Regions from separate parts of the Homo sapiens genome. Here all the other regions are linked to region 1. Evidence: chromatin contacts called from ENCODE Hi-C or POLR2A ChIA-PET data. All regions are on one chromosome and are shown on one strand. Each heading gives the region's core, a stretch centred on a gene start or an enhancer-like site at or near the end of the contact. The rest is flanking DNA. Distances are from core to core; before and after follow the strand shown. Region 1 holds the start of ZCWPW1 (zinc finger CW-type and PWWP domain containing 1). Region 2 holds the start of ATP5MF-PTCD1 (ATP5MF-PTCD1 readthrough). Region 3 holds the start of ZSCAN25 (zinc finger and SCAN domain containing 25).

Region 1 (4,197 bases), core at 980-3,479:
GCCGCGGCTGCTGTGAGGCGCCCTCCCCGTGGAGTAAGGGGGTGAGAGGGGCTGTGGGCGGCACGGGGTGACTCTCACTCCCTCCGGCTGCCTGCTGCTGCTGGTGGTGCTGTCCCCGGTGTCTATGCCGCTTCCGACCAGTCTTGAGTGGCGAAGCAAGAACTACATGGCCCTCATCAGTGCAAGTATTGAGACTGAGCGGGTCAGTAATATCTTTGGGGATGAGGATCTCCACCGGATCTCGCCCTTTGGCCGGAAGGGGGGATGACTTAGGGGTCTCCGCGTTGAGAGTGCGGCTCACTTCCTCATCCAGGAGGCTATTCAGGTTCAGGGGATCAAAGATATTGCCCCCCAGGAGGAAGTTGGAGGGTAACACAGAGTCACAGTCCGAATTCACCCGCCTGCGCCTCTTGAAGGCCGGATGTTTGAAGCCTCCCCCGCCTCCCCCTACATTACAGCTATTTCTCCTCTTGCCCCCGCCCCCCCCAGGTGGCCGGTGGGGCTGATAGCCATTGCGGGGTCGAGGAGGAGCAGGGGGACCCAGCTCTGTCCCGCCCCCTCCCCGGCGCTCCTCCCCCACGTCCGGGGGAGCGGCTCGCCCCGGGGGATCCGACAGGCGGGCCTCCCCATGCGACTGCGCCTGGGGGCCGCCCCCTCGGTGCTGCTGCGCCTGGGGACCACTGGAGGAGGTGGCCGCGGCCCCGGGGCTTTCCCGACCGACCGCAGCGGCTGGGGACCCCGCAGATGGCGCGCAACGACCCGGACCACGCTCCGTCCCGCCGCGGAGCTCCCCAGAGGCGGCCTCTTGGTGCGGTGGCACCGTGGGGCCGCCCCCTCCGCCCGACTCATCTTTGAGCGGCGGCGGCGGGGCCGGCACCAGAAACGGCTCCTTCTCCGCCGCCATCTCGATCATTTCCTCCCCTTATTCCGTGCCAGTCGGGGTAACGAGGGGGATCAGGGGGCCTAACCCCCCCTGCCTGGACCCTGCTCCCTTCCCCCCTTTCCCGAGTGCGCGCGCAGCTCTGCTCTTCACGCCTAGTCTCGCGCCCAAGCGCCTCCCCGCCAAGTGCGCCCTACTAGCCCGCGAGACCAAAACAAGAGGCCCGCGAGACCCGAACTACTCGAGGACTCAACCGCGCGTGCGCCGACCCCTTTCTCCTCCGCCACTACCACCCGGCCGCGAGCGCGCACGGTGAGCGCGCGTTCCCTTCGCCCGGGAACCACGCATGCGCACTCCGCCACCACCCTGGTTGCGCGCGCATCAGACTACGAACCAACTTAACGGCTCTGGGAGTTTAAATATAACCCCCCCACAGCCCCCGCAAAAGCCCACCACCCCAAACTGACACCCTACTTCCCTGCGCAGCTATGTCCGGCCCTACTGATCTCCTTTGTCTCTGCCGCGCGATCCCACCCACCGTAGGCGGGGGACGGGAGCTGGTGTGAAAAGGTCTCCTTGACACCCGACCCTTGTTCCTGAGGAATGAGTCTCAGCGGTCTCCGCCCGGCTCTAAATCCAACAACCTCCCCACCCCGCCTCCTTCCTCCCCCCTAGTGGGCAGCGCCTGCGCACACCCTTTTGGGCTTGCGCGGGTAGAGGCAGCACGTGCTGAAACTGGCGCCCCGCCCCCCGTCTTAGGGGTTGGGCCTGTGACGTCGCTTCCTTAAGTTTGGTAAACGCAGCGTGCGTCAGCGCGATCCGGAGGGGCGGGGCTTCCTGACGAAGGGCGGGGCTCATGAATTATTCATGAGCTGTTGGTAGCAAACCTCCCCCCCTCTGCCCACCTTCTTAGAAGCGCTTCCGAGGGAGCGGAGGGGAGACCCTACAAAGCCAAGGAAGGGCGGGAGTGGAACTGGGCTCAGTAAAACGCGATAGGTCATTATAACTCACCCCCCTTGAAAATATTCTCTGCTGAATTGGGGAAAAATAAAAAGCACTAAAACAGCCGATGTTGTCCAACTTCCTCTTCCCCCGAAACGGCTGAGTCGTTCTCTGGCTCCTCTACCTTCCCCCAATCGCAATCACCTGGAGACGCCACACCACGCCTTCCTCTCCGCCTCAACACCCACGACCCGAACCCCAACGCATCCGCCCACTCCCGACGCCCGCTCACTGGCCCGTCAGTTCGCGGGCCTCTCAACACCCACCGCGGCGCCACGCCGACTTATATACCAGCGAGTGTGGGCGGGGACGGGGGTTCGGTCCGCGCTGGGCCCCCCCAGCTTCTGCCAATGAGGAAGAAGCGAGTCTACGCCGTTTTCCCGGGGAGATGCGCCGCCCGGTCTCCCTGCCAGCGGAGTGCTGGGCCGAGGACAGGGCGGCAGGGGTGACAGTGGGGTCCAGGAGAGTCTCAAAATCCTAAGGTGAGGGCGTGAAGGAGACCAGCAGGAAGAGGAGGAATTAGAGAACGGAAAGAGGGAGGAAAAGGCAGTCTGAAACAGAAAAGTTAGTAGATGTGCTTCAGGAACAATCAGGCGCCGCGGCCGCCGCCTAAAAATATGTGACACCAAAGAGGATTCTGGGATTTGTAGTTTTCCCGGGACGTTCGGGTGGAAGATGGCGGATTTACCTCAGCTGCGGAAACGCAGACGCTGTTTCCAGTTGCGCATGCGCCTCGGCCCCGCGAGCGCACCGCCCTCGGGTGGAGCTAGTGCTCAGGGCGTCCTCGTGCCTTTTCTTGGTGGCGGGAAACCTGGGTTGAGGTGTGAGGGGCTTGCGGAGTCGCTGCGGCAGCTGGTTCCGCCCATCGCCTTTAGGTCCTCCTTGCTCCTGAAGGTAGCCAGCTAGTTTCTGGTTGTAGGTGAAGGTGCTAGGCGCTGCCAGTCCTGGCACCCGTTGCCTGAGGAGAAACTTTCTCAGGGCGACAACCAGCCCTTCGCCCTTTTTCCTCAGAATCTGTCGCCCCCAAGAAACAGACAAAAAAAAAATAGCCCAGTCTCCTGGCGGGCACCAACGATATGAGTGAGAATAAGGATCACGGGGCCTCGGCAGGAGTGGGGGTGGAGGGGAGATTCCCTCATGGTGGGAGGAAGGAAGGGAGGGGACGGGGAAGAGAGAGGGGGACGTGTGGCTCAGGGACACCGACTTGAACCGCTATCCCTGAGAGAGAATAAGGGGTGAGGGAAGAGAGGAAAAATGGGAGCGCCCCACAAATGGGAAGAACTTCTCTGCAAAACTTCTTCCCTTTGGATTGCAGGTGGATTTGGAATTGGGGCTTTTTTTTTTTTTTTTTTAAAGACTGTCTCGCTCTGTCGCCCAGGCTGGAGTGCAGTGGCGCAGTCTCGGCTCACTGCAACCCCCACCTCCTGGGTTCAAGCGATTCCCCTGCCTCAGCCTCCCGAGGAGCTGGGACTACAGGCGCCCGCCACTGTGCCCGGCTAATTTTGTATTTTTAGTAGAGACGGGGTTTCTCCATGTTGGCCAGGCTGGTCTCGAACTCCTGACCTTAGGTGATCCGCCCACCTTGGCCTCCCAAAATGCTGGGATTACAGGCACGCGCCACCGTGCTCGGCTGATTTTTTTGTATTTTTAGTAGAGACGGGGTTTCACCGTATTGGCCAGGCTGGTCCCGAACTCCTGACTTAAGGTGATCCACCCGCCTCTTCTTTCTTGTTAAAAGTTTTAAATCGGGCTTGCTGAGCTTGTGCACAAACACGAAGGAAGAAAGCAAGGGAGGGAAGGGGGAGGAAGGAAGGAGGGAGGGAAGGGGGAGGAAGGAAGGAGGGAGGGAAGGGGGAGGAAGGAAGGAGGGAGGGAAGGAGAAGAGAGAGAGGGAGGGAGGAAAGGGAGGAGGGAGGGAGGAGGGGGAGGAAAGGGGAGGGAGGGAAGGAGAAGAGAGAGAGGGAGGGAAGGAGAAGAGAGAGGGAGGGAAGGATAAGAGAGGGAGGGAGGAAAGGGGAGGGAGGGAGGAGGGGGAGGAAACGGGAGGGAGGGAAGGAGAAGAGAGGGAGGGAGGAAAGGGGGAAGGGAGGAGGGGGAGGAAAGGGGAGGGAGGAGGGGGAGGGAGAAGGGAGGGAGGGAGAGGAAGGAAGAAGGAGGGGAAGCAGGGAAGGGAGGAGGGGGAGGGGGGTAGGAAGGAGAGGGGGAGGAAAGGGAAGGAGGAGGGGGAGAAAGGAGAGGGGGAGGAGGGAGGGAAGAGGGAGAGAGAAAGGGAGGAGGGCAAGGAAGGAGGGGGAGGGAGAGAAGGAGGGGGAGGA
Region 2 (4,197 bases), core at 1,211-3,710, 960 kb after region 1:
GTCCCTCGTAGTCTTCCAGGTCCCATACTCGCACCCTGCAGGAGGATTCCCTGGGTGGACCAGGAAGGTCCCCAGGCCGATTCCTGCCCCACGGAGGACCTGACACCTGGGGTCCGGCAGACCCCATCCCTGATCCTTCCTGCGGGGCCCTCTGCCCCAGCCCTGGCATCTGCCCCAGCCCTGGGGAGTGGGAGTTACATAGGCCCTGGTGCAATGGGCAGGGTTTTTCCTGGGGGTTCAGTTGCTTAGGGACGCAGCCCAAGGCGGGTAATAAACTCCTAAGACTACATTATACCCGCATTATACCGTGGATGGTCAACACACACCGCAAGGAGCAAGTGAAATAAACTTTGAAGACAGAGAGTTCAAGGGTGCAAGGAACCGTTGAGAACACTCCTACCGCAGTACACTACTATATTTGCTGGGGTTGGTTGGTTTGTTTGGAGACAAGTTCTCACTCCATCACCCAGGCTGCAGTGCAGTGGCCCCATCTCTGCTCACTGCAACCTCCGCCTCCCAGGTTCAAGCAATTCTCCCGCCTCAGCCTCTGGAGTAGCTGGAATGACAGGCGCATATCACCACGCTTGGCTACTTTTTGTATTTTTAGCAGAGATGAGGTTTTGCCATGTTGAGGAGGCTGATCTCGAACTCCTGATCTCAGGTGATCCGCGCACCTTGGCCTCCCAAAGTGCTGGGATTACAGGCGTGAACCACCGCGACCAGCCTGGTTTTTTTTTGTTTGTTTGTTTTTTGTTTTTTTTGAGACAGAGTCTTGCTCTGCCGCCCAGGCTGGAGTGCAGTGGCTTGACCTCCGCTCGCTGCAACCTCCACTTCCCAGGTTCAAGTGATTCTCCTGCCTCAGCCTCCCAAGTAGCTGGAATTGCAGGCACCTGCCACCGCGCTCAGCTAATTTTTTTCGTATTTTCACCATGTTGGCCCGGCTGGTTTTGAACACCTGACCTCAAGTGATCCGCCCACCTCTGCCTCCCAAAGTGCTAGGATTACAGGCGTGAACCACCGCACCTGGCCTGTTTGTTTTGTTTTGTTTTTTTAACCATTTTTAATTCCCACTGGCGATGCTGGCCGTGCTTTCACACACCTATAATTGTATATGCGATTTTCACTGCCTGGGGAGAAGGGAAGCAGACATGGAGGAGCCCCACAATGCCACCTCTGAAACAAGAAATGTAGCAGAATGAACTGAACGAGGGTGGCATTTATTTGGCAAGTTATGACTACAAGACCTGCTCTCGAGGTTGTTTTAAAAATCGGAGGCCCGGCGCGGTGGCTCACGCCTGTAATCCTAGAACTTTGGGAGGCCGAAGCGGGTGGATCACGAGGTCAGGAGATTGAGACCATCCTGGCTAACATGTTGAAACCCCGTCTCTACTAAAAATACAAAAAAATACAAAAAATTAGCCAGGCGTGGTGGTGGGCGCCTGTAGTCCCAGCTACTCGGGAGGCTGAGGCAGGAGAATGGAGTGAACCCCGGAGGTGGAGCTGGCAGTGAGCCGAGATCGCGCCACTGCACTCTAGCCTGGGTGACAGAGCGAGACTCTGTCTCTAAATAAATAAATAAATTAATTAAAATAATCAAAATTGAAGTAGCCCGGGCAGTGTGGTTCATGCCGGCAGTTCCAGTATTTTGGGAGGCCGAGGTAGGAGGAACGCTCGAGGCCAAGAGTTTAAGAGCAGTCTAGGCAACATAGGGAGACGCCTTCTCTACAAAATATAATTAGCTGGGCGTGGTGGCGTGCACCTGTAGTCCCAGCTACTTCGGAGGTGGAGGAAGAACGCTTGAGGCCAGGAGTTCAAGACCAGCCTGAGCAAAATAGAGAGCCTCTACCCCCACTCCTCACCACACTGTTTCCACCAAAAAAAAAAAAAAAAAAAAAAAAAAAAAAAAAAAGCTGGAAGTGGTGATGTGAGCCTGTAGTCCTAGCTACTTGGGAGGCTGAGATGGGTGGATCGCTTGACTCCGGGAGTTCAAGGCTGCAGTCAGCCGTGATCAAGCCACTGTCTGAAAAGTAAATGCTCGTCTGAAAAGTAAAAAATAAAAATAAAAATAGACTGGGCGCGGTGGCTCACGCCGGTAACCCCAGAACTTTGGGAGGCCGAGGCGGGGGGATCACGTGAGGAAAGGAGTTCAAGGCCAGCCTGGCCAACATGGTGAAACCCTGTCTCTACTAAAAATACAAAAATTAGCTTGCTGTGCTGGTGCACGCTTGTAGTCCCAGCGCGGCCTCTTCCCACCTTTTAAGGTAGAGAGCCCAGGCTGAGGCGCCCCTCTCTCTAACTGCAGGACCCTCGGATTTTTGCTGTCCAGGCACCTCGCCCTTCGCTTCATGGCCTTCTAGTAGTTCCAGGGTGTTCGCAGTTGTGACCTGCTTCCCGTGAGCCTCTGCTCTACGCCCCTGGATGGGGCGTGCATTCCCTACCCAGCAGCCCTCGCGCGGTCCGGCACAGCGGACACCAGGACTCCAAAATGGCGTCAGTTGGTGAGTGTCCGGCCCCAGGTAAGGCTGTTTGGACTCCGTGGTGGAAGCAGGAGCCAGGGTCCAGGGTCCAGAGCCACACTGGGAGAGAAGGAAGCTGCGGAGCTGCCTGCCCTTTGCTCAGGCACTTCGCCACGACCTCACTTGAGGCGCGCCAGACCCCGCTCCGCCTGCCCAGGCGCGCCTTCCTGCTGCCCAGGGCCTGCGCCAACCGGGTTAGGCGTGGAGGGTGAAGGCATCTGGGGCACGCGCTTCTGGGCCTGGGAATGCGCCGCCTTGGGCCACTGTTCCTCTTTCCGCTAAGAAATAGCCGCTTCCCTCTCCCGCTGCGACCCAGTTGCTTTGCACTTGAATGTTAGGCGCAGCTTTTGCCCTTTTTTCCCAAGGCTTAAGCTCAGATGAAGCTCCAGGAGGAGCTCAGGACTAGGACTGTACCTGATACCATGTAAGGTTCGATGCATATATGTTGAATCAGAGAGGCGAGGTGACCTGTTCAAGGTCACAACTCGTGCGAGGGCTGAGCTGGTATTCAAACCTGAGGATTCGTGGTAAATGAACTTTATTCTCTAGGACGGCCTTATGACTAGCAGGCTTTTCCGAGACACCCATGTGTAAATCGCTACATTCATCCCGCTGTGCACACTGATGATTTTTGTTTGTTTGTTTTTGAATAGTTAGCCCTAGATGCTCCATAGTAGCCTTGTCAGAGAGTCCTTGTTGGGAAAGTCGATTCCATTTTACAGATGAGGGAAATAACTGTTCGGGATGTGGTGTGGCCTCTCTGAGGTCACACAGCCTGATAGTGGCAGAGTTTTGATTAACACATGTGTGTCTTAGCTCAGTTTCTGGTTTTTTTTTATCATTTTTTTTTTGAGATGGCGTTTCGCTCTTGTCGCCCAGGGTGGAGTGCAATGGTGTGATCTCGGCTCACTGTAACCTTTGCCTCCTGGGTTCAAGCGATTCTCCAGCCTCAGCCTCCGAGTAGCTGGGATTACAGGCGCAGGCCACCATGCCCAGCTAATTTTTGTATTTTTAGTAGAGACGGGCTTTCACCACGTTGGCCAGGCTAGTCTTGAACCCCTGACCTCAGGTGATCCATGTACCTCGGCCTCCCAAAGTGCTGGGACTACAGGTGTGAGCCACTGCGTTTCTGTATTCTTTTTTTTTGACATGGAGTCTCACGCTGTCGCCCAGGCTAGAGTGCAGTAGCTGATCTCGTCTCTGCAACCTCTGCCTCCCAGGTTCAAATGATTCTGCTGCCTCAGCCTCCCAAGTATCTGGGATTACAGGCACACACCAGTACCTACGCCCGGCTAATTTTTTTTTGTATTTTTAGTAGAGATGGGTTTCGCCACGTTGACCAGGCTGGTCTCAAACTCTTGACCTCAAGTGAGTCACCTGCTTCGACCTCCCAAAGTGTTGAGATTACCAGCGTGAGCCACTGCGCCTGACCTCTGGTTTGTTTTTTTGAGATGGAGTCTCGCTCTGTCGCCCAGGCTGGAGTGCAGTGGCGCGATCTCAGCTCACTGCAAGCTCTGCCTCCCGGGTTCACGCCATTCTCCTGCCTCAGCCTCCTGAGTAGCTGGGACTACAGGCGCCCGCCACCCCGCCCAGCTAATTTTTTGTATTTTTAGTAGAGACAGGGTTTCACTGTGTTAGCCAGGATGGTCTCGATCTCCTGACCTTGTGATCTGCCCACCTC
Region 3 (4,197 bases), core at 607-3,106, 810 kb after region 1:
CAGATCACCCAGAGCCTGCGCCACAGAAAGAATTATGAACTTTATTCTTATTTCTTACTTTAGCGAGGAACTACATGTTTTATAAAAGTCATTCTGCCTGTGTGTTGACAGGGAATAGGCTAGAGGTGGCAAGAGGGAAATGGCACTTACAGTGATTCAAGCAGATGATAAGGGCTTAGATCAGGGTGGTGGCAAAGAGTCAGACAAAATCAAGACGTATTTTGGAGATTAAAACCAACAAACTTGCTGATGGCTTAGATGTGATGGTGCGCTCAACCTGAAAAAGACAATGGAGCAACATATATACCATTATGACAAATGACCTAAAGATTTCTAACTTGTACAGGCTTTACTCTTTAGAAAGCATGTGAACACATATTTCATCTAATACTTAAAACACTTCTGTAGGATGAGTGCTACTCCTCCTACTTCTCAGAAGAAAAAAAAGAGACTAGATGATAACTGCCTCCCAAAATACATGGTACAGATTGAAAAAAAAATGTGAAGTCAAAAAGAGAGAAAACTAATCTAAGTCCAAGTACTCAAGGAAAAGAAGAGGCTTGAAGTAGACTGGAGAATGAGTCCTATTTACCTCCAAGTGGATTATGCGGAAGACCTAGACTGGGAAGACAGACTTGGAAGTCCAAAGCACCAGGGGAAGGAGATCCTGCTTGTCAGAAAACGGAAAGATCACCTGACTGGAGCAGAGAATGGGCAGCTGGCAGGAGGCACACCCCAAAGCTTCTGCTAAATATTCTATTGTGAGTTTGTGTATTTATCTACCCCCACTTAAACCAAGTTTATATTTTCAGTCTATTCATTGACTCTGCAACATTGAGATTTCTCTTTCATTCCTTTCTAGCTATTGCATTGGTTCACTCCACTAGTGCATTTAATGCACTACAGTGCAAATGTTTACCCATGTGTCTCCCTCTAACAGATTCCCTGGAGGCAAGAAAGATCCTCATTCATCTTTTATCTCTGCCATTTGACAAATAGAAATTGCCCCATTGCTATTCTTTATCTCCCCCCACCCATTGTGACTCTTTTGTTTTGTTTCTGAGACAGGATCTCAGGGTTTTATCACCCCAGCTGGAGACCAGTGGTGCGATCACTGCAGCCTTTGCCTCCTAGGATCAAGCGATCCTCCCACCTCAGCCTCCCGAGTAGCTGGGACTACTGGCGAGTGCCACCATGACCAGCTAATTATTTATTTTTGTAGAGACAGGGTCTCCCCATGTTGCCCAGGCTGGAGTGCAGCGGCATGAATGTAAGTCAGTGCAACCTTGAACTCCTGGGCTCAGGCGATCCTCCTGCCTCAGCCTCCCGAGTAGCTGGGACCTCAGGCGCGTGCCACCACGCCCGGCTACTTTTCAATTTTTGTAGAGACAGGGTCTCGCTATGTTGACCAGGCTGGCTCATCACTATTCTTTAAATAAGTGTCCTATGTGATTACTTTCACTTTGCACAGAGTTCTGCTTTGGTTCAAGATCTCTTCGGGTTCGTGGCCAGCCCTGCACTAAGCCAAGCCTGGCAGAGCGGGATCAGCCTCGCTCCTACCTGAGCCTACAGCGCGGCGGCCCCTCAGCGTCCAGACCCGCAGGGCCTCGGGGCCGCTGAAGGCAGCTCCTGAGAGACTTGCCGCCCTCAGCCGGGGCTGAGCGGAGGGAGACGGGCTCTACTGCAACCCCGCTGCCGCCGAGCCCCGTAGCGGCACCAAAACCCGTCCCCGCGCCCGTTTACCACTTCGCCCGCCACCCGCTGCGGCCCTGAAGAGGCTCTCACCCGCCGCGGCCCTGAAGGGCCTCTCACCCGCTAGGGTCGCCAGTGCTATCCGCGGTCCGGAAGTGAGCTGCGGACGCTGTTAGACAGGTGCGTAAGGAAAGACTCGCTTCCGTGTCCTCTCTAGGATGCTCGGAGGTCTCGGCGGATGCGTCTCGATGGTTGCTGATCCCAGCCTGCTGTTCCGAACCCGGCGAGGCGAAGACCACCAGGGCTTCCCCAGGATTGACTGCCCAGCTCGAGGCGCTCTGTGGCTAGGCCCCTTCCACTTCCGTGCCATTTCACCTGCTTGCCCTCCGTGGAAAGGACTCGGTGCATCGCCAGATACACTACTGGACACAGCACCTGCCCCAAGGGGCTTTAGAGTCCAGTCGGTCAATGCGCGACTATTCCGGCTGCGAGGGCCTTGCGCGAGGCGTAGGGGCAGAGGAGATAGGGGGCGCACTGGATCTAACCGGCTCACTTAAGAGGCTCCTGACCCCGGGTAGTGTGCGTGCGTGTGTGTATGTGTAGTCAGGGAAGGCTTCCTGGAGGAGCCAGCATCGGAGCTGTTTTTTGTGGGGGGTTTTTGTTTGTTTGTTTGTTTGTGTTTTTTGAGAAAGAGAGAGAGAAGTCTTGTTCTGTCTCCCAGGATGGAGTGCAGTGGTGAGATCATAGCTCACTGCAACCTCGAAGCCCTGAGTTCAAGCAATCCTCCCACCTCAGTCTCCTGGGTAGCTGGGACTTTTTTTCAATTTTTTGCAGAGAGGGGGATCTCTCTATGTTGCCCAATCTGGTCTCCAACTTCTGGACTCAAGCGATCTTCCCCCCTTGGCCTCCCAAAGTGCTAGGACTGCAGGCGCAAGCCACCGCGTCCAGCCTGAAGGCAGTCTGTCTCAACTGGGTGGCCCAGTGTTACTCCAGAATCCACTCAGGAAACAGGAAACCCTCTTGTCTTACTCTTCTCCAGCACTTTGCAAAGTGTCTGGTACAATATTTGCTAAAAATATACACTTATAGAGTAAATGAACTCCTAGAATATAACATAGGTGTTAGACCATCTCACTTTATCCTCCATGTCTCTGTCCCACTTTCATATTTTTCTTGTCTGCCCATATTTGACTTGGGTTTATGTCTTCACCTTTTTATTAATAATCCACTTTTCAGCTGTTTCTAATGTGCTACAAAATCCACAGTTGTTGTTTTTTTGTTTTGTTTTGTTTTGTTTTTTAAGAGACGAGGTCTTGCTGTGTCACCTAGGCTGGAGTACAGCGGTGCTATCATAGCTCACTACAGCTTCCAACTCCTGGGTTCAAGCAATCCACCTCAGCTTCCCAAATAGCTGGGACTACAGGCATGAGCCACCACACCCAGCTAATCTTTAAAAAATGTTTTGTAAGGACAGGGTCTCACTATGTTGCCCAGGCTAGTCTTAAACTCCTGGGCTCGAGCAATCCTCCCCACTTGGCCACCCATATTTTTGTTTTAATTAATATATTTTTTCCATTTCTAGAATTTCTATTTGATTTTTTCCAAATATTCTAGATCGATCTTTTAAAAGAATTTACCGATATGTTTAAGCTTTTCTTTGTACATAGTAAATATAGTTGAGCCTGATAATTCTGAGATCTGAAGTCCCCTCAGATATCTTTCTGTGATCTGCTATTTCCACTGTTTTTGATGGTGCCACTTCCACCAGCAGTACCTAACAGCATCCATTTCCCATATCTCATCATCTCTGCCATTATCCAGCTTTAATTTTTGCCAATTGACAGGTGAAGTAAATGTTACCTCATTTTTTAATTTGCATGTTCTTCATTATAAGTGAGGTCAGTCATTATTCCTACTTTCATTAACTTCTTGCCTTCCCTTTTCTGTGAACGGACTTTTCTTTGTGTTTCTATTAAGCTGTTTATCTCTTTCTTATTGATTTATGAGTTCTGGGGACATTATATAATGTCCCTAGAGCATTAAATAATGTCCCCAGGACATTAATTGGGGGCATTCCTCAAACATACCTTCCTCGAACATACCACAGTACCTTGTTTCCTTGTGTGACAGGCTGCTCATTTTCCTTGGAAACATTTTTGTGAAATTTCTTTGAGTTCCAGGATAAAGTGAATTTATCTAGAGAGGGTTGATATTGTTTTTCTTCCATGTAAATTTTTTTCTTGTCAGCATCACCAGTCCAAGGTCATTGTAAACCAAATTTATAATTTGAGGATTTTTGAACCATGCTATAATAGTAATATGAATTTGGGCTGCAAATATTGAGGGGTGATTTGTGGTTGCAACTTCTCAACCACAAATCTTTGTGGTTTTGTGGTTGTCCAGCGTGGCACTAAGACAAATTGCCTTGCTGGCTCCTGGTGGTAGGGGTACGGGAGAGGAGACTTATCTCTCACCCTTACATTGATAACCCAGCCCTTGTCTATG

Evidence for each region. A loop is a pair of places that touch in the nucleus more often than their neighbours do. ChIA-PET counts read pairs that join two places held with the same protein, here RNA polymerase II (POLR2A). Pooled maps may share reads with other maps.
Region 2: a pooled map shows a loop between it and region 1 (5-fold over the local background). The contact joins the promoter of ATP5MF-PTCD1 here to the promoter of ZCWPW1 in region 1. A Hi-C loop is called at or near these places in 1 of 168 maps with a recorded cell type or tissue (naive thymus-derived CD4-positive, alpha-beta T cell), 2 of 37 single-sample maps with no recorded cell type and 12 of 50 pooled maps. POLR2A ChIA-PET finds 5 or more read pairs at or near these places in 7 of 52 experiments (B cell, CD4-positive, alpha-beta T cell, activated B cell and 2 more).
Region 3: a map of naive thymus-derived CD4-positive, alpha-beta T cell shows a loop between it and region 1 (11-fold over the local background). The contact joins the promoter of ZSCAN25 here to the promoter of ZCWPW1 in region 1. A Hi-C loop is called at or near these places in 1 of 168 maps with a recorded cell type or tissue (naive thymus-derived CD4-positive, alpha-beta T cell), 1 of 37 single-sample maps with no recorded cell type and 7 of 50 pooled maps. POLR2A ChIA-PET finds 5 or more read pairs at or near these places in 2 of 52 experiments (CD4-positive, alpha-beta T cell and activated naive CD4-positive, alpha-beta T cell).

Annotation. Positions count from the first base shown.
Region 1 is chr7:100,426,735-100,430,931 of GRCh38, reverse strand. ZCWPW1 (zinc finger CW-type and PWWP domain containing 1) reads left to right here and starts at 2,229. Exons shown (of 18, transcript NM_001386010.1): 1 at 2,229-2,364. It overlaps MEPCE (methylphosphate capping enzyme), which reads right to left and starts at 1,101. Exons shown (of 4, transcript NM_019606.6): 1 at 1-1,101. The coding sequence starts at 913. RefSeq lists enhancers at 202-281, 1,152-1,291, 2,312-2,541 and silencers at 412-881, 2,702-2,751.
Region 2 is chr7:99,464,430-99,468,626 of GRCh38, reverse strand. It overlaps ATP5MF-PTCD1 (ATP5MF-PTCD1 readthrough), which reads left to right and starts at 2,460. Exons shown (of 9, transcript NM_001198879.2): 1 at 2,460-2,498. The coding sequence starts at 2,486. It overlaps ATP5MF (ATP synthase membrane subunit f), which reads left to right and starts at 2,460. Exons shown (of 4, transcript NM_004889.5): 1 at 2,460-2,516. The coding sequence starts at 2,486. RefSeq lists enhancers at 2,272-2,391, 2,058-2,673, 2,674-3,291.
Region 3 is chr7:99,614,605-99,618,801 of GRCh38, reverse strand. ZSCAN25 (zinc finger and SCAN domain containing 25) reads right to left here and starts at 1,856. Exons shown (of 8, transcript NM_145115.3): 1 at 1,786-1,856; 2 at 151-277. RefSeq lists enhancers at 1,821-2,140, 1,731-2,710.